Regions from separate parts of the Mus musculus genome. Here all the other regions are linked to region 1. The links are chromatin loops, found by intact Hi-C in ENCODE. Cell type or tissue: heart. All regions are shown on one strand. Region 1 holds the start of Pfkfb3 (6-phosphofructo-2-kinase/fructose-2,6-biphosphatase 3). Region 2 overlaps Gm31990 (a long non-coding RNA gene). Region 3 overlaps 8030442B05Rik (RIKEN cDNA 8030442B05 gene). Region 4 has its middle 8.4 kb from the start of Gm13293. Region 5 holds the start of Gm31990 (a long non-coding RNA gene). Region 6 overlaps 8030442B05Rik (RIKEN cDNA 8030442B05 gene).

Evidence for each region. Hi-C counts contacts between places; a loop is a spot of excess contacts. Peaks named below come from ENCODE experiments on the same cell type or tissue, not always from the same donor. Only the 100,000 strongest peaks of a DNase experiment are listed, where the experiment ranks them.
Region 2: it touches region 1 in a loop (2.6-fold over the local background); 7 of 42 quality-filtered maps call a loop at or near these places.
Region 3: a loop joins it to region 1, with 2.2 times the contacts of the local background. A loop is called at or near these places in 3 of 42 quality-filtered maps.
Region 4: it touches region 1 in a loop (5-fold over the local background); 34 of 42 quality-filtered maps call a loop at or near these places.
Region 5: it touches region 1 in a loop (1.9-fold over the local background); 5 of 42 quality-filtered maps call a loop at or near these places.
Region 6: it touches region 1 in a loop (9-fold over the local background); 3 of 42 quality-filtered maps call a loop at or near these places.

Annotation. Positions count from the first base shown.
Region 1 is chr2:11,499,802-11,504,801 of GRCm38, reverse strand. Pfkfb3 (6-phosphofructo-2-kinase/fructose-2,6-biphosphatase 3) reads left to right here and starts at 2,712. Exons shown (of 18, transcript NM_001177753.1): 1 at 2,712-3,177. The coding sequence starts at 3,102. Gm52500 (a long non-coding RNA gene) reads right to left here and starts at 2,792. Exons shown (of 3, transcript XR_003953759.1): 1 at 1,296-2,792; 2 at 526-648. In heart, CTCF peaks have their summits at 1,507 and 2,613 (motif pointing right); DNase peaks (open chromatin) are centred at 1,491, 2,701, 3,431 and 3,951; H3K4me3 peaks cover 4,302 bases; H3K27ac peaks cover 4,093 bases.
Region 2 is chr2:11,427,218-11,432,217 of GRCm38, reverse strand. All of the region lies in intron 2 of Gm31990 (a long non-coding RNA gene), which reads left to right. Among named protein-coding and RNA genes, the nearest start is that of Gm31990, 18 kb to the left of the region's middle. In heart, no CTCF peak of the experiment used is centred here; a DNase peak (open chromatin) is centred at 2,407; H3K27ac peaks cover 2,577 bases.
Region 3 is chr2:11,372,869-11,377,868 of GRCm38, reverse strand. The region is part of intron 1 of 8030442B05Rik (RIKEN cDNA 8030442B05 gene); the gene reads left to right. Among named protein-coding and RNA genes, the nearest start is that of Gm13291, 9.6 kb to the left of the region's middle. In heart, no CTCF peak of the experiment used is centred here; DNase peaks (open chromatin) are centred at 538 and 2,578; H3K27ac peaks cover 392 bases.
Region 4 is chr2:11,328,612-11,333,611 of GRCm38, reverse strand. No RefSeq gene overlaps it. Among named protein-coding and RNA genes, the nearest start is that of Gm13293, 8.4 kb to the left of the region's middle. In heart, a CTCF peak has its summit at 1,936 (motif pointing left); a DNase peak (open chromatin) is centred at 151; H3K27ac peaks cover 283 bases.
Region 5 is chr2:11,445,042-11,450,041 of GRCm38, reverse strand. It overlaps Gm31990 (a long non-coding RNA gene), which reads left to right and starts at 2,595. Exons shown (of 3, transcript XR_865971.1): 1 at 2,595-2,761. In heart, no CTCF peak of the experiment used is centred here; a DNase peak (open chromatin) is centred at 1,961.
Region 6 is chr2:11,363,139-11,368,138 of GRCm38, reverse strand. The region is part of intron 1 of 8030442B05Rik (RIKEN cDNA 8030442B05 gene); the gene reads left to right. Among named protein-coding and RNA genes, the nearest start is that of Gm13291, 19 kb to the left of the region's middle. In heart, no CTCF peak of the experiment used is centred here; a DNase peak (open chromatin) is centred at 2,598.

The DNA of each region.
Region 1 (5,000 bases):
AGAGGGCTGTGGAATGTGGACTAGAATGCACAGTACTTTCTTTTGGCTTTAGCAGGGTCTAGATTGTGACTCAATCTAAAGGAAGTTGTCAATCAGTCCTAGTGATTGGAGTCACCTGGCTATAAGTCACCCGACTTAAAGAATGTTCACATTCTTGGCTGTGTCTTCTAAAGAGCTGAGTTCATAATATCCACCTGGGAACCTGGGAGTTAGTGAAGCCCTAGGGGACTGCGTTTGAGGTAAAGATAAGGGTGTATTAACAGAACTAAGGGAGGAATTGGAAGGATGTCTAAACAGCAAAGCTGAGGAGGAAACCTTTGAATGTAGGTGTAGCAAGGTTGGTCCTAAGGAGGATCATGTTGGAGCAGTTTTGCCTTCCACAAACACAGCTTTTACCTGTGGTTGCAAGCCGACAGCTTCAGAGGACCAACAAACAAGTGTGAATTCAGCTGTGTGCCTCACATTCCACCCTTTCCTAGATATCTGGAGCCCTAGGCAGGGTAAAGGTGATTTCCCTTTACCTACCTGGTAGCAGAAGTGACTGGAGAACTTAGTGTTTGTTCTGGGTACCCACTACATTGTTGACTCCAGGAAAGGAAAACTGCCCCATCTGAGAATGCTTAGCTGCCACCTGACTTGAGGACTGACCTTAAATCGAGAGATTTAAACATGATAAAAGAGAAATAAAAGATCGTTCTCCACTGGTACCATTCCCACCACGTTCTCCCTGGCGGTTCCCAGCAATCTGTTCCTAAGCTTTGACATCTGGCCATTTGCCTGGCTTGTAGGTGTGTGCAAACTCAAGCGGGCACCTGGGAACATGGCACAGGCCTGTAATACCAGGCTGAGAAAGGAGCAAGCTTGAGGCCGGCCTGGGCTGCATAGGAAAACTGTCTCAAACAAAGCAAAACAAACAGAAAACCTAGTGGAAACTTTACAAGCGTCCAGGTGCACTATGGTTATTGGGAGTCGGGAGTGGGGAGTCTCCTGGCAGGGATGCACTCTCACCCCCATCCCTTCCCCCTCCCCCTCAGCTTGCAAATACCAGTAAGGGAACCCTTCTGGAGACTACTAGATGTTTTCCTTGTCGAGTCAGTCCATTCTAATTTCAGGAGTGGAGCGAGATTCTCCCTTGGGCTTTCTAGGGTGTCACCTCTGGCATTTGCTCTCACTGAAGAAAAACAAGTTTAAATGTAATGCACCGGGTTTCTTTCTGAACAGCTGCCTGAGCACAGAAATCGGAAGGTCAGCAAAGCTGTCCTGGGGTTGGGGACAGGTATTGAGGAGGGTGGTACCGGAGAGCAGGGTGCAGGAATGGCGGTTAGAGCTGGGAGGTTCCCAAGGGCTACTCGCCAGGTGAGCTCCAGGTCTCCTAAGCTCGCCAGGCTGCCGGAGAAGGCAAGGCGGAGGCCCCAGGCGGGGCGGGCTGGGTTGGGAACAGAGCAGCTGCGCCCGCCGCCGGGGGGCCGGCGCCCTCCCAGCAGAGCATGCAGGACGTGCGCGACGTGTGGCAGCCTCTGCGCAGACTTTTCCACTGCAGTGTGGGGTTCCGCGAGCGCCTCCAATCACAGCTCAGCTTCACCGCGACGTGTGCAGCTTGCGCTAAGCAAGGCAGATCTTCTGAGCGGAGGCTTCCTTCGCTAAAATCACATTTAAAGTGTCTTGTCTCCACGGCCTCCCGTGCAGCGGTCCTCACCGAAAGATCCCTTAGATCGTCGCTGAATAAATGAACTCTGGCGGTTCAACGATTGCCTGTTATGCATGTATCTCCAGCCTATGCAAAGTGCAAAAATCGGAAAGGAAGCGAGGGCATGTTCACATCAAACAAAATATAGCCGGTGTGCTAGAGCGGGCGCGTGGGGGTTGGGTGGGTGACATGAATTTAGGATCTAGCTGTCCCTTGATAGTTACTTTGGGGCTCATAGTCCGGTAATGGGAGAGGGAATGGGGTCTACTTTTAATCACTACTTGCAGAAGGGGTATGGAATATGGCCCATGTTGAAAGGGAAAATAATACCAACCGCCCCCCGCATCCCAAAGTTCCTTTTCGGTCGAACCTTCCTTCCTTCCTTATTTATTTATTGCCCCCCTTCAAGCGCCAGGCACGGTAGCACTGAGTGAGGGGTAGCAACACTACCCAAGCATGTTTCCCGGGGATTCAGGAAAAGTATGCGCCCGTGCCCGGAGGTGGCAGTGTCAGCAATGGCAGGGGACATAGTGGGCGATAATGCACAGGTGTTACCAGGAGGCAGCTCTGACCTGCGTCTTCACTTGGACTGAGCCAGTCCCCAAATCATGTAACTATGGTGCATGGTGTTGGGGCTCCCACGGCTTGTAAGGCTGAACTGGGAAGATGCTTTTACATAGCTCTAGCTCTGTGTGTGTGTGTGTGTGTGTGTGTGTGTGTGTAGGGGTGGAGGACTGTCAACGAACCACATTGGACATTATCAGATCGCTGCTGCCTTCCAAGCACAGATGAGGAAAGTGGCTGGAATTATTTGGGGACTCCGTTCCTGTCTTGCGCCCTTAGGGAATAAACTTAGGGACGGAAAGGAGGACGAAAGAACCAGCCTGGGTTGCAGGAACAGAGCGTGCTGCTCTCGTCCACCCGCAGGGGGCGGCAGCAGGCTGTCTCTTGGCCTTGCCCACCCTTCTCTCCACGTGAAAGGGGGCTGGGACGCAAAGAATGCGGCCCGCCCCGAGGCTGACGCGCCGCGCTACCGGTCAGATCTTAAAAGGCCGGGCAGTGCGTGTGGCATCCCGACAGAACTGGAGAGGAGCAAGTGGCAGTGCTGGGTGTTGGGACCGTGGCTGTCACTGCGCTGGAGCATCCCTGAGCTTTTGAACAGAGCCGACTAGTCAGCAGTGCAGCAGCCGCAACTCCACGCCGCTCTCATCTGTCTCGTGTCTCCGCTCAGGCGATCCTTCCTCCGAGACTCCGCACAAAGCACATTTTCCAAAGCAGTGCAAGGGAGCGCCCAGCCGCGTGCAGGCGGACGCACCCTTCCTGTCCTTTGTTCCGGGGGGATCTGCTGCTGCTCTTCTCCCCAAGTCGGAGTCTTTCCTCCAGGGGTGGCGGGTCGCCGAATACAGCTACGAAGATGCCGTTGGAACTGACCCAGAGCCGGGTACAGAAGATCTGGGTGCCCGTCGATCACCGACCCTCGTTGCCCAGATGTGAGTGCAGGCAGCCACGTGGGGGGCTAGGTTGTAGATTGCGCCGCGTGCAGAGCCCGGCCATTGTGTGTGCAGCGGCTTTGTGCCGGTTCCCCTCTGCGGGAAGCGCACTCGTGCCGGTCGGCCCGGCCCGGCGAGGCGGGGGTGGCGGCCGGCTGCGTCTCCCAGGCTGGGCAGAAGGGGCGCTGTGGCTCCGGAAACCTCCTGTGTGCCCGGCCCGGCCTGGGCTCTCTGGGCCAGCGCCTCCCAGAGGCTGGAGAGACCTGGCTGCTCCGGAGTCACCCTGGCCGACTGCAGCAGGGGCGCGGCCGCCCACACCAACGCCCCCTTTTCTTTGGGTCTCCTCTGGTTCACGGTCTTTTTTCTTCCTCGGATCTTTGCACCTCTGTATATTTCCATCTTCGCCGTCACTCCCGTGACTGCAGATCCTTGGTTGCAGGGATGGTTTATGGGTTGGTGACTAGTGTTGTATTACAGACGCACTCGTTTACCCGGAGCACGGAATTTGCTGGCAGTTTCTCTTAGTGCCTCACCTGTTGCTGCTGTGAACGATTTGGGAAGGTTTCATTCACTTCCATCCCTAGATAGGAAGAGGTGCCTCTGGGAAGAGCGGATGGAATTGCTCTAAGGCAATGCTTCCCTCCCAGGCAGCAGGCCCAGGAGCCCACGGGGGTAAACAGGAGCGAGCTGCCCAGTGGACACGTTGCTCACATCACGTTTGTAGTTTGAGAATCTACTGGCAAAACTGGGAGGTGGTTTCCTGTCACCCTGGGACACTGGAACACCAGGCTGCAGGGTAGGTTTCTCTGCTGTCACGTTTCTCAGGATGGCCATCACAGGACATGACAGCTCTCGGAGCTTTGTGGGTCTGAGTCACTTACTGGTTTCCCTGCCTCCCTGTGGTGCAGTATGAGACCTCTAGCAGGTCTTCCCTGCTGGACCTGTGGGCTTCGGTGGAACTCTGTCCCCAAGACAGTCTCCTTTTCTTTTGCTCAAGTAAGTCAGAGGTAAGGGCTTGGCAAGGGTTCTTCCCCAAACCCTGTCAGACACGTTTATGCACCGGGGCCACCTTTATGAAAATGCCCCAGGGTAAAACCAAGCCTGTGGGACACCTATAATCTCATTACACTGTAGCTGGGAAACTAAGGTCAAAGAATCATGAACCTGGACTACACAGTGAGACCCTGTCAATAAATAATAATAATAATAATAATAATAATAATAATAATAAAAACAGGGAAAGTTGGTAAGTTGGTCAAATTTAGACAGCATGCTGCTTCTGGACTTTTTAGTCAGGCAGATTATAGCGTTTTCTATTTTTTAAACTGAAATTGGTCAAACAATAGGGCCTGGTTTTCTATGTATGTGTACAGCCATGTGATTGCAGAATACATTCTTCCCTTGTTTGGGTCTGAGAGAACCATGGCAGCTTTTGCAAGAACCCAAGTTCAGTGACACTGGCTCAGTGAAAGACATCACCGTGCAGCGGGGCCTCCCCCAGGCTGCAGACCCTGATCGCTAGATTCCACGAGCTTGCACGTCTGTCGGAGCTCAGAGATTTGCACAGAATTGCTGTTGGAACCATGTAGAGTTGAAAGCGGATGTGCCTAAAGCTGACAGATTAAGATGACCAGCTCGCTCACTTCTGGAATTCTTGTGTGTGAGACTGGTGTGTATGTGAAAGAATGTGTAGTCAGACACATTCTTTCACATACAAATATCTGCAGCCAGGGGTTTTAAAAGCATATCCGTATTTTAAATGTTTTTCCCCCCCTATACTAAATTTGGTTTTACTGCAATAGAGAAAATAGGTTTTTTTTTTT
Region 2 (5,000 bases), 73 kb after region 1:
TAAAAAGTCTGTGTTCCCATCTGACCTAGCCTTATAGGCTTCTGGGAATGTCTGTGCATGGGGACCCATTCTCTGCTCTCTAAAGCATTCCTGCCACCACATAATTGACAAGTCTGAGGCCGTTTTCTGTTTATAAAGCACTTCCAATCCTGAGCCCTGCAGGATACAGGCCGTTCTATCATCCTCCTCCAGCTTGAGGCTGTCTGTGAGGAGATGATGGAGAACAGATTAGAGTACATTACAGGATGAATTGTTTCCTCTCATAAAAGATGCATTGGAATTCAAGCTGCTAGAACTTGGAAAAGTTATTGTATAACTCCCCCCCCCCCCCACCCCCCTGAGATAGGATTTATCTATGTAGCCCTGGCTACTCTGGAACTTGCTCTGTAGACCTGGCAGGGCTCAAACTCACAGAGATTCAGCTGCCTCTGCCTTCTGAGTGCTAGGATGTAAAGCATACACCACATGGGCTGTATGCCATTACATGCCATTGTGACTACAGTACCTAACAGGAACAATAGGGCAAAGCTCATTTTGTCTCACACTTCCGGAGGGATTTCAGTCCATCATGGCAGAAGGCAAGACACACAGGCTCCATCTCTGGTGGTGAGAGCAGGGAGTAGAGGGTTGTTCACATGGCAGCAGAAGGGCAAACAGAAGGGGAGCTAGGTTGGAATTACAGTGGGACCTACATCCACCAGTCAGTTCCCACCCAATGAAGGTTGCATGGCTTTGCAATACCCTGCAGCCCACTGGAGAACAAAGGTTTGAAAGATGAGCCTGTGGGTGGCACTTTGGGATCAAACCCAAAGGTGACCTTATTTGGCGATGGGGATCTTTGTAAAGGTATGCAAATTGTAGTCATTAAGTTGAGCCTTAACCCTATGTGGCTGTGTCTTTAAAACAACATGAAATGAAAACATAGATGCAGGGAATATGTGTGTAACCCAGCAAGGGGGTGAAGAGGAGATGGAAGAACGGCTGGAGCTTGTTGGCCACCAGTCTACTTCCTGGTTAAATGAAAGACAGAGTGTAATGGAATAAGGCAGAGAGAGCTAGAACAGGGCACTCTGTACCCTCTTTTAACTTTCGAGTTATACATGTGTGTGCACCCAGATACACATATGTGCATGCACATACAAAGCATACAAAAGAATAAAGAAACAAATATTTTTAGCAGATATAAGTACTTACTTGCCCCCAAGCCTAAATCCTGAGTTTGGTCTCCAAAACTCATATGGTAAAAGCAGAGAGCTATGTTTTCTGCTGACCCTCCCTACAGAGAGAAATTAGAAACAAATCATTAAAACAAACAAAGACAACCAAGAAACTTGTGATAATGTGAAGAGACACAAACAGGAGACCAGGATCTACCAGCCAGGATCAGAAGCCGGGACTAGATCCTTCCTCACAGTTGGAAAAGGAAGCGGTGCTGCAAACATCTGACCTTGGACTTAAATAAATAACATAGGAGTAGGGAGAGAGCTAAGCCAGAGTGTGCTTGCAATGAAAGCTTGAAAGCCTGAGGTTGAGCCCTAGAGCCCGTATTTTTAAAAGCTGGGAGTAGTGGTTCTCTCTCTCTCTCTTTCTCTCTCTCTCTCTCTCTCTCTCTCTCTCTCTCTCTCTCTCACACACACACACATGCATATACACACAAGAGCTTGCATGTATACATGCATGCATAAACATACACATACAAAAGAAAAAGGAGAGATGTATAAAGGATAATGGATTATATGCAAGATTAAGAAGGGAAGGACATCTGTTGAAAAGGATGATCCCAAACATACACAGACATTTGCTGGTAGGCAGGTGGTGCTACTTTAGTAATGCATTAAACAAGAGGATGCAGCAAGATTTAACAATAACCATAACTTCAGAGCAAAGCAGAGGGCAAGTGACCCCAACATAGCGACACCTGAGCATGTTAGGGTCTTGTAAGTGACAGGCACACCTGGGGCTAATGAATGCTGCCTATGTTCATAATTACAAGCACATAAGCACAGGCCATAGGTTCGTGAAAGCAAACAGAATTCTATCTCATTCTAAACTGCATGATATCTAAGAGACTTTTGAGACTGGTCATTAGTCTTTCTGGGTTCCTCTGAGAGGCTGGTGCCATTTTTGTTTGTTTGTTTGTTTTCACTTGTTTGTTTGTCTTGTTTTGCCTAGGGCCTTCTAACCTTTCATCTGGGGCTTTAGGGGCCTTCTGCTAGCTAGAACTGCGTCTTGCTGTCACCACCCTCTCCTCTGCGTTCTCTGTTGTTACAGCAACAAGACCTTGGTCCTGCCGCTCCTGAATTCTCTGCAGAGCTTGCCTGTGACTCAGAGAAGGAGGAGTGAGAGGGCGGGCAGTGAGAAGCAGTTGATTCAGCCAGCTGCATGACTCAGCCAAGCCTTCCTGGATTGACTACAGACAGGAAGTTGCTGCTGATCCCTCACAGGAACCCCATCCTATGCCTTGTGATGGATCACCCAGTCAGTGACTCAGATCAGCTGGGCTCTGCTCGCACAGGGTCACCCAAGTGCTGGTCTCTGGGAGTGTTCCCATGAGCTCATCTTTGAATGCAGCAGCCACACAGCAACCTCCCCCTCCCCCCTCCCCCCAGTTCCTCATGTGGTCTCTTAGAGTGCCTATGGATAGGGAGGAATGGGAAGGAAGCTTTAGTTTGGATCCTGTGCTTTGAATGGAGGGATTATATCAGCATACAGGGAAATATTTTTTGTATGTACATGGGAGAATCCTGTCCTTTGAAGAAATGAAACTTCAATTTCTCAACCCAGAGAAGTACCCAGTGACAGTTGCCCAGTGAGAAAGAACAGGACCAGAAATAGAGAAATGTTTGATCACTTAGAGAACGTCTCTGGCCAAGGGTTACCTTTGCTTTTAGAAGTGTTGGCCTTTTGATCAGGATTGTGAGTGGCATGTTATTTAAATAACCCCACAAATGGCAACAGTGGGGTGCAAATTTATAATCGCAGCACTTGGGAGACAGAGGTAGGCAGATCTCTGTGAGTTCAATCAAGGCCAGCTTGTTCCACCTAACAAGTTCCAAGCCAGCCAGGGCTGCAAAAGGCCACAAACAAACAAACAAACAAACACAGCAAATGAATGACTAGCACGGGGAGGGGAGGGGTTGCTATTTATTTGCATGCATGGGTTGGAAGTATAGCTAAGGCATAACTTAGAAAAGGTATATTTAATAAAAGTGCTACACTTTAAGCGACAAATGGACAAATGGTTGACAATCTCAATCTGGTCATAATGGTGTCCGCCTCTAACCCAGCACTGCAGAGGCAGGGGTGAGTGGATTGAGCTTTTGAGGCCAGCAAGGGCGACAATGCCAAGTTCCAAGGCAGTCTGAGATAAGGTAATGAGATTTGTCCCAAAAACCAAGGGCTGGCAAGGTGTGGTGGTGTGTGCCTTTAATCTTGGCTGGAGCTCAAGGACACAAAAAGTTTACAAGGTCTACAAAAAGTTTAAGGCAATGAGTACTAAACATGAGTGCTTAGCATAAGTGAGCTGCTAGTCTAACTATCAACACCGCCCCACCCCCAATCAAGACCAAAACAAACACCTAACCCCCCAGGATGGTGATGTAGAAGATCACACAGCCTCACATGTATGTAGGCCCCAGATTGCACTGGGGAAACATTTCATGTGTAGGCACGGATATTTGAGAGTCTAGTAGGACAGTAACAGTTAAGTGCACACATCACCTATGAGCATCTCACTTGACTTCTGCTGATGAAAGCTTGGCTCTTTCAGAGCAGCAGCCTTAGCTGAGAACCTGCAGATTGGCAGGGCTAAATAGCCTCTTATAGATAAGACTACCAGCATAATTATTATTAATTTAAAGTATAACTTTAGGTTGTTTATTTTCTACTTCTCAAATGTACATTGGTGTTCTGCCTGCATGTATATCTGTGTGAGGGGGTCAGATTCTGCATTACAGACAGTTGTGAGCTATCATGTGGGGGCTGGGATTTGAACCAGAGTCCTCTGGAAGAAGAGTCAGTGCTCTTAACCACTCAGCCATCGCTCTAGCCCCCAGGTTGTTTATTATTCATTCTCTGTCTTTCTGTCTCTCTCTGTCTCTCTCTCCCCCTTCCCCCTTCCTCTCTCTCTGTCTTTCTCTGTCTCTCTCTTTCTCCCTGCTCCCCCCCCCCATCTCCCTACATATATGTAGTATCCACAGGCCAGAGGAAAGCAAAGATCCCCTGCAACTAGGAGACTGACCTTGTTTTATATGTACTCTCTATGTGTTCTGGTGTACCCATGCGTAGTTCTATGCAGCTTTACCATGGAGAGATTTTCCCAGCAACTCTCAGATCAAAGCCCAGAGTTTCCATATCCCTGTTAGACTCACTCATCAATCCTCCCAGAGGCTGTGCCTCCTCTCTCCCCAGCTCCTGGCAGCCGCCACTTGCTCCATAGCGCTACAATGTTTCATACTACACGGTATGGCACCATAGGAGAACAGAGCAAGAGTAGGTTTCCTTCTGAGATTCATCCAAGTTGCTGCGTGTATTTGTTGTTGTTTTTTAAGCTGGTGGGTAGGAGGTATCCCCTAACATATGCCAGTTTATTTTAATCTCTTCACTCCGAGGGACATTTGGGTGGACTCCAGTTTGAAGCTAATTATGAATAAAATTGTTATCTACCTGGCAATTTAAAAGATAATGCCGCTATTGACCTGCAGACCAAAGGCTTGCTGAGGGCAGAGAGCATTTCTGACCTCTAAGTGCTTAGCCTAGAGTTTTCACAAAGCTATGGAGGAGAGGTTTGAGTAAGTGGATGCAAGACACCATTGCAGGGCATGGTAAAATGCCAGGGCTAAAATCAGTTTCATAAATTGGACAGATTTGAACCCAAGACCTGACTTTATCTGGGAGAACCAAGACAGGCATGTTCTGGAAAGTTCCTCACCAGTCAAAGGAAAGTGAGTAGCAAAACTCCCGTTCCAGGGCCGGGGTGTGAATTAAAGGAGTTAGCATGT
Region 3 (5,000 bases), 130 kb after region 1:
AGATTTGAATGTGTCTACGTGGTTCCAAGGCAACCTATATACCAAAGTGCTCCACTAGGCTGGGTTTGTAATGGCTTCTATGTCCTGAGACAAACTCAGAATTCATCCCAGCCAATGAATCTCAATCGCCCAGACACAAAGCAGATCTTATGAAAACAGTCATTTGATAGTCTTTAATGTAAAGGACTTTAAGCACAACCTGTTGCGATTTACCCTGGTTTCTAAAATTTACTTTAAAAGCTCAGAAAAAAAAAAACCCCACAGTATAAATCTTCATGGTAATGAGTAATTTTGCTAGAGGCTTATCATAACTGCTCAAGTACACATTCCAAACCAGTCACATATTTACTAGATCTTACAGCTCCAGAGACAAGAGCCAGAGGAGCAATGTCTTCTAGGACATGCTTCCGGACAGCAGAATTATAAATTCAGTCTTTTCCTGTGTTAGTGGCAGAATGTCTGACAGAGCAACTAAAGGAAGTATTAGCTCACTTAGGCTCACAGAGAATTCAGTCCCTTAGGGCGGGGGAAGCCACAACAGCAGGAGCAGGAGGCAGCTGGCCTTGCTGCATTGGCAGTCAGGAAGCAGGGAGAGAGGAATGTTGATTCTTAGTTATGAGCTCTGTCTCTCTGTCTCTCTGTCTCTCTGTCTCTCTCTGTCTCTCTCTCCTCTCCCCCCGACCCCATTCTGGGAACTTAGCCCATAGGGCCATGCTGCTCATACTCATCGGACTCTTCTCACCTCACTTACACCTCTCTGGAAATGTCCTCATTAACACTCTAAAGGTGGATCTCCTAGGCAAGTCTAAATCCAGTTAAGTTGACCATGAATATGAACCACTACAACCACCAAGCACACACACACACACACACACACACACACATCCCACAGGCATGCGTGCACACACTCGTACCATGCGCCGTCACAACTACTAAGCTGAGCAGGTACTCTTGTCTCCTCAGTGGGAGCACTGTCTTGCTACTGGCCTTCAAATCAGCACCTACGCTTCTTAAGGTGTAATTATTTTAATTTTGCACAGGTACAGCTTCAAATTATCTGCCGTGTCATACTATGTTTGCTCTGTCCAACTGACATTTGCGATGAGATAATTATTTAGCCAATGGAGAGATGGCGAGATTAGAGATATACAGAGTCCATCAGGTGACAAATATTTCCTCTTAAACCAGGCAAGCAGTTTGGTATACAAGACAATATTAATGAAGTTAGAAGAGATAATTACATTGTCAGGTGTGGATAGTTAAAGGAACCACAAGTCTATAGTCACACGACTGTGGGAAGAACTGAGAATCTGGGAAATCATTATCTAACCCTTTAGCGTTCTCTATATGTTTGGGAAGAGACAGCTCACCAGTGCGCAGTTCCATTGCACACCAGGATGTGGGAAAGAAAGATCCAGGAAGGCTATGAAAGTGACGACAGAGCCTCAGAAAGGTGAAGCTGCTCTGTGCATTTGAACGTCACCTCATACTTTATAGCTGCTGTAACTTCCTAGTAGGTTTCGTTTCTTGGAATAAGGCAGCGTGTAAATAAATACTCCTTGCTAAGCACACGTGCTACTTCTGAAGCCTTTTAAAACTTCATGTTGCACAGGTGACATGAATCTTGGCCAGAAGCCACTCACTGCAAGCATTTCTTCTGCTGCCTCTCTGCTACGTGTAGCAGAGTGAAGGTCACCATCCCTTATAGTCTGGACATAACTTACATGGGATCTCGGGTGTAAGACAGCAAGCGGCAGTATACCTAGCTGGACAAAGGCAGTTGTCTGAGAAAGAGATTCAAATCTAGAGGAACTACTTGGAGCAATTGGAATCCCATCTAAATACCAGTGAGAAAGGATCACATTGCTTCAACAGTGGGAGGCATTCCTGTTGAATACCAACAGGTATAGGCTCAGACTACACCTAGCACAGGAATGACAATGGAATGTCCTGCCACTCTAGGTAGAAGGTGACAAAGTAACAAGTAACAAAGTAACAAAGTAACAGGGGTTTGGTTTTCTGCCAGGTGGCTGCAGAGACTCCTATACCCCGACTGTGTGTTCCCCGGTGTGGAGAATGTCCTGGGGGGGGGGGTCTGTTAATCCTCCCAACCATCTTCTTTGCAACTGGCCTCTAGCTCCTTTCCAATTTGATGACTCAGAATTTCTAAATAAGAGAAAGGGGGACAGGGTCTTTTGGTTTTTCTTTTACCCACTTCTAAGCTTTTTGTTTTTTTGTTTTTGTTTTTGTTGTTGTTGTTGTTTTGTTTTGTTTTGTTTTTTGCTTTTTGAGACAGGGTTTTTCTGTGTAGCCCTGGCTGTCCTGCAACTCACTCTATAGACCAGCCTGGCCTCGAACTCAGAAATCCTCCTACCTCTGCCTCCCAAGTGCTGGGATTAAAGGAGTGGGCCACCACGCCCGGCTCACTTCTAAGCTTTTGTGTTCTGTTCGAAAAGTCAACTTGGGTTTTCTTGAAAAATCACATATAAACGAAGAGAAGGCCACTAAGGGTAGAGAGGCATGGTTTCTTGTAGTGACTTCCTGCTTCTGCCAAGGCAGACAGCCTGTGTCCTCAGCTCACCCTGGCTCTGGGAGCTGTATGCAAATAAGTGGTTTCAGTGCCTGCCCATAAGAGACTCATGAAGCAAGCAGAAACGAAACAAAAACAAACAAAGCTAAACCCAAAAACCACTGTTACCACCAACTACAAAAAACGCCTCATGACCAATGAATTCCATGAGATTCTTGTGGAGTGTGTGTGTGTGCTAGGGGGCTTTGGGGGACCCACTCTGCTTTGCCCTTTTAGCTGTGAGCGCTCTCAGGACTCACTTCCCTAATGAACTGTACTCAAGAATGGCAAAGAATTCAAAGCATTCACAGGATATATATATATATATATATATATATATATATATATATATATATATTTATAGCCATGTGGATTGCTATTTCTAAGGCTAATTTTCTTTGATGGGAAAACAGAAAAAGCAGTCAGGAGTCTTAAACCAATTTGCTAGACTTATTTCACAACTAGCCTTGATGGTAACCTTTTTCCTTTATTTTTTTTTTTAATTATTTATTTTAGTGAGTGTCGAGTCTCACTTGATAGCTCCAAGCAGGTTTTTGGATTTGTAAGCTTTCTGCCTTCTCCTCTGCACTGCTGGGATGGGTAGGCATGAGCTACCACACAGGGTGAAGTTGTGTTGTTGTAGTTGGTTTTGGTACTGGGGCTGTTAAGCAAGATGTATGTCTACCATTGACATACAGAGTCCCAACTCCGTAGAAAACAAAGTGAGGTAGGGTCTCACTGAGTTGCACAGATTGGCCTTGAACTCACTCTGTAGCTCATGTAGACTTTGAACTTGACAACCTTCTGCCTTAACTTGATGAGTATCTGGGATTAAATAAAGTCCTATGCTACAGGGTCCTGATAAAAGTGGATTTTTGTTTTTGTTTTTTGTCTTTTTTTTTTTTTTTTTTTTTTTTTTTTTTTTTTTTTTTTGGTCATTGCTATGTCCAAAGCAGGAGAAGAGAGGAAGAATTTGTTCTGATTCACAGTTCATGGCAGCAAGGCAAGGGAGCGTGAACATCAGAGAACTGTTCACATTGCACCCATAGTCAGGAGGCAGAGGGTAGTGAATGTTCTCAGCTAGCTTTCTCTATTTTACGGAATCCGGCTCATAGACAATGCTGCCCACATTTAGAGTGGGTCTTCCCAGTTCAAAGAACTTAATCTAGAACACCCAACTGGACATGCCCTAGGAAATACCCAGAGGCCTGTCTCTTCAGCAATCTTATAAGTTGATATTCAATATTAGTCTAGGTAGAAGGACAAAGTAACAAAGTAACAGGGGTCTGGTTTTCTGCCAGGTGCCTGCAGAGATGCACTTTTCATCTGCAAGAATTTTAAAAGGCCAACACCATTGCTGCCATTCAACAGTCATGGGTAGGCTGTGCAGCAGGGTCCCTGCCACAAGGACAAACCTCTCTGCTCTTTGGTTCTGCACTTCTGATAGCCATGTTTGATTTTAATAGTCACCTTCTAAGTGGCACCTATTGATCATGTGATCATCCAGATCTGTGTTTTACCCCAAAGCTGAATGAGAAATGGGAAACCCAGACAGGAAAAACTGAGCTTTGTTATGTGAGGAGTATATAAAATAGATTCAATCAGGAAATAGCTATATTTGTCTCTATTTGCGGTGGTCAAAGATAACAATCGGGACAGATTCTTTAGTTCGTCATTTCCCCTTACGTTCATTCCTAAGCATGGTCTTTAGGTAATTAAGACTTCATTTAAGAGATAAGTGGTCTAGAGTGGTCTAAATAAAACATGGGCCGTGTACACTTCCTCCAGGAACTTTTCAGGCTTCAGGTGGGACCACTACGACAATTGATTAGAAAGCAGTCCCGAATCTGTCTGCTGACCTCTCTCCTTTTCTCCTGTGTATTTTCTAAAGCTTATGTTACCTTAGGTTCATGGGAGCCATTTCAAGATATTTTAAAATATTTTTAGAGCTGAGTGCAAATTTTTACTTTTGATATTTATATTAAGGAGGCAAATAAAAAAGTTAGGGGCTGGAGAGATGGGTCAGTGGTTAAGAGCTCTTGTTGACGCGCATCTAGAGGACCTGAGTTCAGTTACAACTCTTGACATTATGTGGCTCACAACTACCCATGACTCCAGATTCAAGGAGTTTGATGCCCTTGTTTAGCCTTCTCAGGAACCCAAACACATGCGACACACACACACACACACACACTTTTTTTTTTTTTTTTTTTTTTTTTTATGTTTAGAGTAGCCTAACAGAAGAGAGCCGGAAGAGGCAGGAAGCAAAGTTTGGAGGGTCGGCAGGAGCAGTGAAGTGATTCTGGAAAATGATTCTTAGCAAAGGAGAGAGCCGGATCATAGGAAGGATTTGTGAGGCACTGGGCAGTTAGAATGATCAACATGCAGCCATTGGTGGGGTGCAGCAAGGAGAGTGGGAGCCCGAACAACA
Region 4 (5,000 bases), 170 kb after region 1:
TGCCCTGGAGCCAGCACAGGGCCCCTTCATTCTCTTTCTTTTTCTTTGGCACAGAGAGTGTCTTGCGACAGGTTGAATAAGCAGCCTGAAGGTTTGCCAGCGTCATGAGATGAGGAAGCACAGCAAGAGAAAAAGCGGGAGGCTGGGCTGTAGGGGAGGGGCAGCGGAAGCTTGCCATCATGTGGTTTAAATGGCTCAAACGCGATTAAAGGCGGGCATCAGTGCAAGCCCTTTAGCCTTCCAGGAAGCCTGGCCCTTCCCTTGGGTTGTTTGTTTAGCATGGTCTGGTGGGCTGGTTTGGTTACTTCCCCAAACTCATGAGCAAAGAGTGTTCTAGGTAGAGCGGGGATGTGGTCATTCCAGCCACGGAGGCAACTGAATTTAGGGTACCTGCATCTGAACTTAAAAACTCTAGGTCCAATCAAATTGTCACTGTGAAAAATGTCTGACACAGAGGGGACCATACCGAGTAGAGATGGAGGGAGAAGTAAGTGCTAGAGTTTTGTGTTCTTTTTTCTGCCGCTAGTATGTGGAAACAAATTTGAGCGCACATCTCGTGAGGTGCACATGAGACTGGAGAGAAAAAGCAGCGTTGAAGTTATTAGGCCAGCAGAAGGAACCGGGGTTGGATCGCTGCATTAGATCTGAGCTGAGTTAGTGACCACATGGAGATGTCCCTCATAACTCTCTTCCTAAATTTTCTCACCAAAACACCCAAATCCTTCTGCCCTGGCTTTCCTTAATTTACAACATGACCCCCTTTTAGTGCCCTACGCAGTTAGCTACAGTCTACTCTCTGTCTTCTTCACTCCCTGATCTTAGGGGGAAGACGTCATGGTGTGTTGGTTGATTCTAGAAACCTTGCGACACAGCAGGTGGCTGCAGAGGAATTACTGGTAGTGAAAAATAACAGCCAGCCCCCACCCCTTCTCTTGCAAGTGTCAGGAAGAGGAAGTGACATAGGAGAGTAGACAGCTTGCATTACAACATGGGAGGGTGAGTACCATATCAGGAGACTGACCATGTCTCAGATACCCATGGACAATGCCACTCCTCACTTGGTAAATGACAAGAGTGAAGCTCACTTCAGTTGGTAAGTTTATGGGTCTTCTGCACGGGAGCATTTAAGAAACTCAGCAACAACTATCTCCTGGTTGGCGAACATCTTCTTAGGTGCTGAAAGCATTGCTCATCAGCTCTCTCCTTTCTAGAACCTACTATCTGTGGCTCTTCCTGGGGAATTGTAAGAGAACTGAGCAGACCATGACCCCAAACTCTCTGTCAGCAACAGTATTTGCACTGTCATCTGTAGTGTTCTTTGCTGGTTTCAGGGAGGTTTGCACTGGTCTGTTTGTGTGACCTGAGTGTTTACCCAGTGAATACAATCAATACGATCCTTTCATTGATGAAGAGACTGAGCTCAGGAGGGCAAAGAGCTCCACAAAGACCTGTCTACTGAGAGTCCTTGATCACATGACCTGAGAGGCTCGCTGTCAGGGCTCTGAATCACTTTATGACAAGCAGGTTTTCCCCTTTATTTCCTACAATACACCCCATTCACTAGTATTTATTAATTGTACACAGTAATAATGGGCTCTATTGTGACATTTTGTCCTTGCATCGTACCATCCTTTGGCTAGACATCTTTCTATTACTCTCTCTCTCTTTTTTTTTTTTGAGACAGGGTTTCTCTGTATAGTCCTGGCTGTCCTGGAACTCACTTTGTAAACCAGGCTGGCCTCGAACTCAGAAATCCGCCTGCCTCTGCCTCCTGAGTGCTGGGATTACTCTTGTAGATTGCCCTCAAGCTTCCCTTGAAGGATGCTCACGGTGAAGGAAGGAAGGAAGCAGGAGAATCCAGTTCATTTTGGTTCACAAAACGTTTTCGACGGCAGTAGCATCTTCTGTCACGTTCCTCTGCTGCCCTCTAGTGGTGATCTAGCCTCAAGTTATGTGCGTGAGTGTGTGTGATGTGTATGGTGTGTGTGCATGTATGTGTATATGTGTGGTATGTGTGATGTATATGGTATGTGTGTGGTGTATATGGTGTAATGTGTATGGTGTGTGTGCATGTGTGTGATATGTATGGTGTGGTGTGTGTGATGTGTATGGTATATGTGTGTATGTGTGAGATGTGTATGGTGGGTAGTGTGATGTGTATCGTGTGTGTGTGTGTGTGTGTGTGTGTGTGTGTGTGTGTGAAGGCTAATCTTTATTTTCAACCTGATGGGATTTAGGATCATTCTGGAAACAGATACCTGGGTTTGTCTGTAAAGTACTATCTAGATTATATTAATTGAAGTAGAACCCACCCTGAATGGTCTGGGTTGGAGTCTCTGACTGAACAGAGGAGAAATAGAGCTGAGCAGCCTCAGGCACCACTCTGCTTCCTGAATGCAGAATGTGTGACCCGCTGCCCCACACAGCTGCTGTCCTTTCCCACTGTGGACTGCATCCTTGGAACTGTGAGCCACAACAACCCTTCCTTCCTTGGGATGCTCTTCTCAGGTCTATCTTAGCATTGACTCAAGTGATGAACCCAGTCAGTGTATATATACAGAAGAGAAATATATATATATTTCCCTCCCTCCCTCCCTCCCTCCCTCCCTCCCTCCCTCCCTCCCTCCCTCCCTCTTCCCCTCTTCTGCTTCTCTTCCTTCCTTCTTGTAGCAGTTCGTATTAAAACCGCTCCATGCTCCCAGGTGGGTACTCGAGGCTCCCCTGGACCAGCCAGAGTGCTCTGTATTCACGAATGAAAGACAACAAACACGCTGCGATATTTTAAATATGCCTTAAGTAGCCCAATGGCTGGGCCACTCCTGAACCTCCCTGTGGCTAACACACTCACTTCAGATATTCTTGAGTTATTACTTTCTAAAATCTATCCTGCATCTCTGCTACCCCAGATCCAAATGGGGAGTGGCCCGGGACTGCTTTCCCGTGGTTCTTACATGGCTGCTTCTCTGTCTTCCGTGGCTCTCAAGGCTCTCATGTTTGTACCCTCTTCCTTCCTTCTGCCCTGGGGATTCTCCTTCTCTCTGTCCTGTGTTCCTCTCTGGGAATCCTCAGAGTCCCGCCTCTATCCCCCTGCCTAGCCATTGTCTGCTGGCTCTTTATTGACCAGTCAACAAACCAACCTTGGCAGGGACCAGCAGTGGACGTGCAAATTCCTATGTAAGCAGAAATCAAATCCCCAACACTTCCCTTGCACCTAATGTGTGTGAAACCCTGACTGCAGGACTGAGAATGTGGAGATAAAAGTTTGCGACAATATTCCCTCAGCTAGGATGTTCTGACTTCTCTTCTGCATCGAAAGAAGCAAAGAAGACTTAAAATTCTGCAGAAGAGTAGCGGGAGATGCTCTTGCTCTTGCTGGCTCTTTGGTACAAGGCAAAACTGTGATCCCGAGATGTCAAACCAGGAAATCAGTGGCTTTTAATGCAGTGTCTCCGTACTGAGTTCTGACTACTTCCTCCCTCTCTCCCTCCCCCTCCTTTCTTCTCCCCCCTCCCCCCTTTGTATTCACAGACTGGACAGTGTCTCCCATCACTTGCTCGCACAACTGGAGAGATTGTTTCCATCTGTGCCGCAACATCCAACTTCTAGCACTCTACAGATGGTCTACACTCAGAGGTGGGGGGAGAGAGAGTCCGAAAGGATTTGTCAGGAGCATCCTAGTCAAAACCAAGGCAGGCTCAGTGTAGGTAGACTCCTGTTTAGAACCAGAGGCAGAGGGAAGGGCTCTGAATGTTCTCACGTAAAGGCCCACGTGGCTCCTTTTAATCTGATGCTCTGATAACTGTCCAGCCCAACTCAGAGTCCAGGGCTTTATCCTGGCTGTTCTGGTTCATGAGTCTGGCTCGTTTCCAGGTTGCTGCTGACCTTGTTAGATATCACATGAGATTACTGATAACCACAGAAACAACTCTGTGTACTGTGATGGTATCTCGGAGGACCTAGCATGTCTGTCACACTCTTGCAGACAGTTCTAATCTAGGCATACCTCACTCACAAACGTGAGTGAAAGTGTTTATCTCTCCCACTAGGGAGGAAACAGCTAAGGGCCTTAATGCTGCCAATTGACTTTTCTCTTCCCTATATTTGGAACATAGCTGGGGACCAATAATTTCTCATTTCATTAAGAAAAGGAGGGATGAGTTGGCTTGGTGGTGTGGACCTGTAATTTTAGCACTCTGGAGGCTGGGGCAGGAAGATTGACATTTTCAGATCACCTTGGGTTACAAAGCAAGCTCACACATCTGGATTGTATAGCCACCCCGAATCCTCGCACATTAAATAAAAACAAGCATGAATAATTATTGGCCTCAGCCATACTTACTTCTCATACACAATTACTGTTTTTCATAAGTAGAGTCACTAGGCCAACAGGAATGCATAGGATGAGGATTTATAATCAGAGGTCCCTGTAAACAGCTAAATCTCTGTGGCCAGGTCTGTGACACAAAAGGGCATTTAAGAGAAAGCAAAAGACACCAGGCTACAAAGCCAAGAAGGGCAGGGGGTGGACCAGTTTTTTTTTAAGTGTCCATAGATTCTGATGACTGAGAGACAATTTTCAGGTCTACTTTTACCAATAGGAATAAACCCATTGACAAATTTCCCAGGAAGTTGGAAGGTAAGCACAGAGTGGTCTGGGCGCTGTGGTGGGAGTAAGATGCACTGGACATATCTGGGTTATTTTCAAAGAATATTCCTTTATAATATTGATTTCTACCCTTTTGATTGCCACACATAATTACAGGTGAAAATCTTCTAATGGAATTAAATAAGAGCAATAGTCAGGAAAGAGGAGCGCACATGCATACGATACTCGACAGAAAGCAGCTTAAGGTGGAACTGACATATCTTGGCTCACATTTTAAGAAGGAGGTATGGAAGCCCTAGTATGGGGTGACTGCTACATCGCACTTGCAGTTAGGAAGCAGAGTCAACAGAAGATGAGGCAGGTCTGTGAAGCTTCAAGACTGAGGAGCCTCATT
Region 5 (5,000 bases), 55 kb after region 1:
TGATGAGAAACCAAGGCTCACAAAGAAACACATCAGATGTCTGCAGGTGGCACTGAAGGGCGACGCTGGATCACTCCCTTTTCACCGAGCAACTTCCCTGGAAACGCCATCCCACTACGTGTCAGAAGCTGTACACTGTCACTTGTAGCAACTGCTACTGGCTGAGGAACCACCTTCTGTTCCCAGGACTGCTTCTCATAGACTCTCCATGCAAATCCCTGCGGCCTGGCCTCCCTTTTCTCCCCTTTAGCCCTAGGTGGTTGCTTTTTCATGGCGGTGTCTGTCCACCTGGCTAGACCCAAGCTTGCTCAGAGTCTCTCTTTTAAGGAGTAAATATGCAATTGTTTCCTTTGTTAGCCTTTGGCTAAGAACGGCTCTACTACCTGTTTAGTTTTATGTCATCTTGACACAAGCTAGAGCCCTCTGAAAGCAGGGAACCTCAATTGAGAACAATGCCGCCATATGATCTGGCTATAGGACATTTTTGTAATTAATGATTGATGGGGGAGGGCCCCCCCACCCATTTTGGGTTTGGCCACTCCTGGGCTGATGGTCCTGAATTCTATAAGAAAGCAGGCTGAGCAAACCAAGATGAGCAAGACAGTAAGCAGCACCCCTCCATAGCCTCTGTTCAACTCCCATCCTCATGTTTCTGCCCTGTTTGCGTTCCTGCCCTGACTTCCTTCAGTGATGAACAGTGACGTAGAAGCATAAACCAAATAAATTTCCTCCCCAAGCAGCTTTGGTCATGATGTTTCTATATAGCAATAGTAACCCTAAGCCCATACCTGTTCTCATTAGTTTAATATTAATTAGACCTGTCCTTTCTTTAAGTATATTTTTTTCAGACTGTGTCTCATATCGCACAGGCTGGTTGCCTACTCACTATATGAAGATGATGATTTTGAGCTTCTGACCCTCCTTTTGATAAGTGCAAGGATTACAGACATGAGTCAACATATGGGACACATCTCATATTGTGCTGGGAGTTGAACTCAGGCCTTTGTGGATGCTAATCAAGGACTCTCCTTATCGAGCTACATCCTCAGCCCATATTAAAGGATTTTGGACAGGGAAACGGCACAAGGACCTGGTATTCATTCCACACATTGACCTGGTATTGGAGTACTTCCCAGAACATTGCACCATCTCAGGGGACTTGTGACAAACAATACAGAGTGCGTTTGCCATGGTACATTAGTGAGGAAACCATGGCAGTTTTTCTCAAAGAACAGTGTGAAGTGGTTTATGTGCAAATGAAAACCACAGAAAGCAATCCTTTAATTCTAGAACAATCAATGTCTACAGCAGCTTCTCAGAGAAATCTGTCAGTTTTGTGAGATGGGTGGCAACTCGTAGGAAGGCAGCAATTCGCAGATGAAACCCAAAGGGCCACTGCCATGGAAACATCATATATGTCACAGTAGATAGGGGCTGAGGCCATCCACCGTAGGAAATGGCCATGTTGCTTACTTACTGGAAGATGTCAAAACTGCTGTGTGTGCTAGAGCACTCTGCTGCCTGTTGACCTGTGGCATCAATTATCTTAATAAAGCTATCCTCTGAAGGACAGTGTATCTTTCATCCCCATCTCCTCCTTTCTCTGTCTGTCCTTTCTCTTCCTCCCTTCTCCATGCTAAGACCTTAGTCCTGGTGTTTAGAAGCTGGCACGGATCTCGGTGGCCAACATTTGTGATGGATAGACAACTTTCGTTCAGCTCCCGTGGGGGTAACATTATCAGCGACCTTAAAAAGAAGCAACAGTTTCTTTTCCCTTCAGAAGCAGATCATGACCCCAAATGAGAAGACTTCATTGCTCAGGGAGGCTGATTTTAACAAAGCCCTCTTCTTGGAGAGAAGAGAGACAAGGACTCTAACAATTAGTCCTCTAAAATGTAGCTCTGTAAAAACAATAGGGAGGAAATAGGCCGGGACATCCGTCTGCCCACTGCTTTTTGGCTAGCCCAGGCCAAGGCAAAACAAAGGACAACACATCCAGATGGTTCAAGAGTTCAGCTCTCTTGGTGCTAAGAGAGAAGAGTGACTTCCTGCCCCATCCCTCTCCTCCTGGTCCAGGCCTCTCCTCTCACTACTGGGACTGTTGTATTTTCTAGACTGAATCCCAAGGACCCTCCTCTTCTTACTTGGGATATCTCACATGCCTTGCCTTTCCTACCAGTGAAATGGATAGTTGGGAGAAGTGGTTCCAAAGAATGAGAAAATAACAATAAATATTTGTCTAGTCAATAGATATTTTAGTCTCAGAACACCCGTGTCCTGCCTTCCCTGAAACTTTGTGAGCTGATCAATAATCTCCCTCGATCCCTCGCTCGAGCCTGTTGTATCTAGGATATGACAAAACTTAGGCTCAGGGCTTTAAAGAATGTTGGTTCTGATCACACAAATTATCCCAGGCAGATCAGTAAGCAAACCGGGTAACCATAGCTACCAGGGGAGCATGAAGTCAGTGTTTTCCTTGTTTTGCTGGATCTGATTTCACTGGTCAATAGGTTCTGAAAGAAAAGCAGTTTTGGGGGAGTAGAGTCTCCCGAGATGGGGAAACTGTCCTTTTATTGGAGATTATTTATTGATTCTTGTTATAGAGGCAGGGTAACCTGTACCCAAGGCTGCCTTCCAAGTCACTATGTAACCAACGATGATTGGCCTGCCTCCACTCCCCAGTACTGGGGTAAGACATATGCATCAGCACCCCTGGTTCAGATGGTGCTGGTGCCAGAATCCAGAGCCTTCTGTGTGCTAGGTAAGGATGCGACCAACCGAGCTACATCCTCAGGCTTATTCATTTATTTTGAAAAAATAATATTAGCATACAAAATAATGGGCTTTGTTGTGGCATTCCCTCTCTTTCACTGTCTTCCCTTGTCTGCTGCCCCAGTCTGGCTGGATCTTCCTTCCCTTAATATTTCTCTGGGAATTTCTACTTTACAACCTGGGACAACGTGAAAGTGTGAGGTGTTACCTTTATGGGTTTGGAAATGGTATTCTTTCCTTTTATTTTATATACTTATTGATTATTAGCTAATTACTTTTTTTGAAACTGTCTTACTCTGAAGCCTGGCCTTGAACTCCAGGCTCTCCTGCCTCCTTGTTGGGACTGCAAGCATGTGCTGTCACGTTGGCTTTCTCTTCTTTTCTTGATGTGTCGAACTTATAGTTTTGTTTGTTAATATTTCAGAGAAACATAGTGGTGTGTGCCTTTAATCGCATCAATGAGAGGCAGAAGCAAGTAGATCTTTGTGAATTCCACGCCAGCCTGGTCTTCATAGAGAGTTCAGACACACACACACACACACACACACACACACACACACACACACACCCCAAAACAAAAACCAACCAACCAAATAAAACAAACAAGCAAACAATAACAAAAACTGCAAACACAACAATAACAAATTATTGTTACATAGTATTTGAACTGACTATGGGGATGTATTTACACCATTGATTGAGGACCGGCTATCTAGAAGGCACTGTTTGTCACGTTGTGGAGGTGACAAAGAGACTCTAGAAGTGGCCTGAGGGAATTGCATGAGTGAGCTGACCTGCAGTCTTTCCAGAGTTTGAGCCTTACCTACAGAGCTTGCCTGTATTGATTCACATGATCCTTTGCTCAGGCTTCATGGGTCTTTTTAGAAGTTCCCTAGGTGATTTTAATATCTGACAAAGGTTGAGAAGCATTGACCCGAAGTAACCTAAGATATCTTCCAGTAGTGACGTTTTGTAAGTTGAAGTCAGTGTAAGGAGACCTCAGATGTTCAGAGGGCAGGGATAGGGTGGAAAGATCTTATCTCACACAAGGTTTCTCCCTCAGTCTGTGGGAGAAGCATTCTGTCAGTCCAGTCTTTGACAGCTATCCCATTGGGCATTGCCTCTGGGAACGGCACCTGACTCCCTTCACTGGTAAGAATATTCCTTTCTCTGCAGTTAGCTGAACCCACAAATCCTAAATGACTTTAAAAAATTTTTTTTTAAAGTAAAAAACATTTTACTTATTCTATGTGTATAGATGGCTTGTCTATATGCATGTCTATGCACCATAGGTGTGTCCGGTGCCAGGGGATCATTGGGTCCCTTGGAACTGGAATTACACATGACTGTGAGCCATCACGTGGGTGGCTGGAAGTGAACCCTGTGCTCTTAACACCTGAGGCCAAACCTCCAGCTTTGTTGTGAGTGTTTTGTTTATGGAGACAGACTCTTGCTGTGCAGACAAGACGGGCCTCAAACTTCCAGGGTTTCTCTGAAGGGCTGGGTTTACAAATATAGTATCAATACATTTGAAACAACTCAAATGGTTCTTGATGTGGACTGAGTTATAAAATATGCTACAAAAGGCCAGGTGTGGTGGTGCACTCCTTTAATCCCAGCACTCAGGCAGAGGCAGAGGCAGAGGCAGAGGCAGAGGCAGAGGCAGAGGCAGAGGCAGAGGCAGAGGCAGAGGCAGAGGCAGAGGCAGAGGCAGAGGCAGAGGCAGAGGCAGAGGCAGAGGCAGAGGCAGAGGCAGAGGCAGAGGCAGAGGCAGAGGCAGAATTCAACTTCAGTCTGGTCCATGAAGTGAGTTCTAGGATAGCTAGGATTACATAGTGAGACTCTGTCTCAACAGACAAACAAACAAACAAACACAATAACAAAATACAGCTAGATATGGCAGTGCGTCTTTGTAATTCCAGTCCTTGGGAGGCAGGGGACAGGGGGATTTCATTTTTTTTTCCTAGTCCCTGAAAAAAGTGATTATAGTATGGAAAATGATGTTATAATTATAGTGAAACTAACACATATATGAAAATATCTGGAGAACATATTGCTGTGTAGTAGGATATCATCTTTCTATCTCTTCTACAATGCACAGGATAAAAGTCACATGGTGTCCTATTAGAAGAGGTCATTTAGCTTTGTAGAAGTCGGCTGGTATCTCCATATATCTATATGTGGTTTATTGGGATGACGTTGATGGCCATTTCCCACTTATCTTCATC
Region 6 (5,000 bases), 140 kb after region 1:
CTTCATCCTTAGTCTTGAGGGAAGATAATAACATTGGAAGCATGTGATCATTAAACCTGGAAATGGGACTGGGCTCAGTCAGCCAAGAGTTTGTCATGCAAGCGTGAGAATGTAAGTTCAATCCCCAGCGTCCACATAAAAAAGCCAGACATTTCTGTCATCAGGGCTAGGGAGGCAGAGATACAGGAGCCCTAGGATTTACTGACCAGACCAGTCAGCCCAATTAGTGATCTCCGGGTTCAATAAGAGACCTTGTCTCAAAAAAAAAAAAAAAAAAAAAAGGTGAAGACTGATCAAAGAAGACACCTACCCATTCCTCATGTCTGGCTTCCATGTGCACACACTAGCACATGTATGCACACATATGAACAAGTGCACATAAATGTTCCTGAATTTATTGGTTGATAAGACTGAGCCACATAGAGAAGAGTGGGGGTGTGGGAAACGTCCTGCCTCTAAAGGATGGAGAGGACTTACTACTTGCTTGGTTTATTTACTGTCAACATAACACATCTGCAAGGAGGGAGCCTCAGTTAGGAACTGCTTCCATCAGATTGGCTGGGGAACATGTGTCTGTGGGGGACATTTTCTTGATTGTTAGTTAATGTAGGAGGGGCCAGCACACTGTAGATGGTATCATGCCTAGGCACTAGGCCCTGAGTTACATAATAAAGCTAGCTGAGCAGAAGCAGAGATAGCAAGCGATTAATCAGCCTTCCTTCATGCTTTCTGCCTTCAAGCTTCCTGCTTGAGGTCCTGCCCCAACTTCCTTCAGTGATGGCTTGTGACCTGGATGTGTGTGGCAGTTAGTGTTAAATTTGTTGTTGGTAAACACCATGACCAAAAGCAAATTGGGGAGGAAAAGGCTTTTGGTTTTTATTTTTCTTTCAAAATATTTATTTATTTATTTACTTATTTATTTATTTTTGTTGTTGTTTTTTTGAGACAGGATTTTTTTGTGTAGCCCTGGCTGTCCTCAAACTTGCTCCATAGACCAGGTTGGCCTCGAACTCATAGAGATCTGCCTGCCTCTGTCTACAAACTGCTGGGATTAAAGGCACACAGCACTACCACCCGGCTCAAGGAAAGGGTTTATCTTGCTTACAAAAGTCATAGCAGGAGCCCAGAGGAGGGAGTTGATGCAAAGGCCATGGAGAAGGTGTGTTGCTTACTGTCTCAGTCCATGCGACTTGCTCAGCCTGTGCTTGCTTTTAGAACCCAGGACCACCTGCCCAGGGGTAGCCCCACCCACAATGAGCTGGGCTCCCTCCGATCAATCACTAATTAAGAAACTGCACTACAGGCTTGCCCACAACCCTATCTTATGGAGTCATTTTCTCAGCTGAGGCTCCCTTCAGATGATTTTAGCTTGTGTCAAGTTGACATGAAGCTAGCCTGCGCAGTGTAAGAAAGCCAACCGAACCCTTCCCCATTGCTTTTAGTTACAGTGTTTTATTTCAGCAACAGCAGAGGCACTTGCCGGTACTGAGGTCTTTTGCTTCACGTTGAGCTGAGTTTTGTTTGTTTGTTTTTTTGCTTTCGGGACAGGGTTTCTCTGTATAGCCCTGGCTGGACTGGATCTCACTTTGTAGACCAGGCTGGCCTCGAACTCAGAAATCCGCCTGCCTCTGCCTCCCAAGGGCTGGGATTAAAGGCGTGCGCCACCACGCCCAGCGCTTGAGCTGAGTTTTAATTCCAGATATGTCTCTGCAAGCAGAGTGACTGTCACCGAGGGACTTCGCTTCTCTTAGTCTTACATTCTCTATCTCTAAAATGAGGTTACAACTAACCCCCTCATCGGGTTGTAGTAAGGATTAAGGTAGGTATTGTCTGTAAAGATGTTAATACAAGTTATTCTTTTCTTAATTCATTGTGTTGATTAATCTTCATTGTCAACTTGATTGGGCCTGGAATCATCATAGAAACACCTTTAGGTGTGAGTATGTGTGTGTGTGTGTGTGTGCGAGCACTTGTGTGTGAGAGAGTTTCCAGAAAGGTTTAACTGAAGAGAGAAGACTCATGCTGATGCAGGCTGTATTACATTTGGGGTCCCAGGAGAATCAGACAGAGACAGGGGGCTGAGCAAACATAGTCATCTCTCTGTTTCCTGACTGTGGGCTCTGTGGCAAGCTGTCTAGAGTTCCAGGCCCCATGCTATCCCGACCATGATGGATTGAACCCTCAAGCTACGAGCTATGATACATCCTTCCTTTCTGGAAGTGTTTATTAGGTATTCTGCCACAGCAATGAATAAAATAAATAATACATTTACTTTTATTGTTTCCAGTGAATGTAGATTACAGAACATCAGAGTCAGAAGGTCTGAGGGCCTGGTCTCAGGCAAAAATTATATTTACATTTATCTTGAACTCAGGGTTGAAGCCAGATTTTAGAAGACTGTTTATTCTGAACCAGAACTTACTGGAGTTGCTCTTATTTTAGTTCCTGGATCCTCTCATGAGATTTGAAATGTGATATTTCCAGAGGGAGTTTTCAGGAAAACCCATGACATCATAGTACAGAGGACACCAGATGGAATTGCCTCCAGGCAAATAGGTCAACACTCTCCAGTAAACCAAAATCCAGATGCACGAGAGAGACCCGGTGTTGCTGACATTCTGTCTGTTGTTGGGTTTTCCCATGGAATGTTCCTCCTAGCCACTCATGGGAAGTCAACACCCACGATCAAAAGGATCAGTTCCGATATAAGCTAAGCTGGGTTTTACTCAGATTGGCTCTGTCTTCCTGAGTAGGCTTAAGCAGATCTATCTTTCGTATACATCTGAGACCTCAGGGACAGCCAGCCTCAGCCTGGGAGAAATGAACAGAAGGGTCTCAGAAGGCCTAACAAAGGCTACAGTAGGCAATCAATATTGGGTAGGGCCTGGCAGAAGAATCAAAAAAAAAAAAAAAAAAAAAAAGAAAAGAAATGAATTAAAAAAGGACACAGAGAACCTGAAGTGTGGGAGAATACTTTCATAAGCATCAATGGTTACATTTTAGCAACTTGTGACCTCTTTCCACCACGGGACATTTATTTTTACTTAGGATGTTACTTTTCAATTTCAGTTTGACACAACCTAGAATCACAGGGAAAGAAAGTCTCAGTGAGCTCTCTACATAGAGCTGGCCAGTGGGCACATCTGTGAGAGATTGTCATTTAAATTAATTGATGTAGGGAGATTAAGCCCACTATGGGCAGCACCATTACCTAGGCCATGAACTGCTTAAAAGTGTCTCCACTTTTAAGATGAGCACAAACAAACAAATAAATAAGTGTGTCTTCATTTCTCCCTTCTCGTGACTATGGATGTGATATGACTAGCGATTTGAAGTTCTAGCTTTGACTTTCCCACAACCCGGAATTGTAAGTTGAAATAAACCTTTTTCTTTTTAAAGTGGCCTTCCACCTCCCACCCCACCCCCCAGGTTAGATGATCACAACAACAGAAATGAAACTAGAACATTCATAATTACTTATGTATCAGTTTTTCTTGCTACGGTCTAAGCACAACACAGACAAGGCCCACCCACAAGATCATAGTTTCCAAATGATAGTGGGCACCTCTGATGTCAAGCTACACAGATATGAAAGGTATAACCTGTAGGTAAACCTCTTTAGATTGTGTTGAATTAAGGACTGTTGACAGAGCTTAAAGCTTGAATTTTGCTGGAAACATCTCAGAGGATTTTTCTTTAATTGGAAGAATTAAAGCTTATCTTGGCCCCTTTCACCAGTGCAGTTTAACTGACTTCAATTTAATAGTCTTGGTAGGTGCAAGGGCAGCTGGCATAGGTACAAAGTGTCTAGTCCCATTAGAAAAGGATTTTTGAGTTCTAGTTTTTGGTTACACGGTCTATTCTATTGGCATGAGAATGTGCTAAAACAACAATGACAGAGACAATGTCCCAATTCTGTCTGGCCATGCCTTGAATCCTGGGAGAGTCCAGGCTTTCCGTAGTTCTCCTGCCTGTTTTCAGTTTACTTAGAACTAGAAGGGTCTGGGATTTTCCCACTAAGTCCTGCTTTCACTTTCTGCTTAAGGTAACAGTCTGTACACTATATGTAACAGCCAGCTGATCGTCATTTGTCCCTGTTAAAAATGACACATGCCTAGGTGAAGGCTCCCGGAGTTTCCTGTTCCTCAAAGCAAACAAAACCTTGTGTTTACAACTGTCAATTTTACTTGCAAAATGCCTGTTATATCTTTTTTTTTCACATTTCCATTTATTTTGTTTATGTATTTATTTACTTACTTTTTAAGTCACTATTTGTCAGAATGTTGTCACCTCTTAGCACAGACTCTTGTTGAAACCACCTGGGACTGGTCCTCTCTTCCTTCAGTTCAGGGCTGTACTTAACCTTGGGTTTGCATGAAAACATCAACCCAAGGAAAACGTTTGTGGTTGGTGACACTGAAGGGTTGGTCCAACTGTCTTAGAATGATTTTCAAGGCCGGGAGGAATGGGGGACCAGTGTGTCTGACATTTCTTCCTCGGGTGCCCTACCCGCCCTGTTTCCTTGTCCCAGTTGATAGCCTACCAATTCCGAACACATCATGTCCGTTCATGCTTCTGTGACTCTGTTGCACCATGTTCCTCCACCCAGGTTATTGCTTTCTACATCTTCTGGGTGGAAACTTACGTACCCATTAAGGCCCATCCAGGTGGAATGGAATCTGTGCAGGCTCCCTTAACTGCTGTGATTGGTTGAATAATCAAAGAGGCGGTTAGTAAAGGAGATGAAAGACTGAAGCCAACACAGCACAGCACTCTCACCTAACATAGCAAGGGCATCCATGCTTGAATTTTGGTGCCAGGCCTTTAAACACTTGTAATTACGTTTAGTTACCGTTGGTGTGAGCATGTGCTTATGCCACAGTGCAGGTGTGGAGGTCAGAGAACAACTACAGGGTTCAGCTCTCTCCTACCGTGTCAGTATGGGGGACTGTAGATAGACTGTCAGGCTTGGCAGCAAGTCTTCCTCTACTGAGCAATCC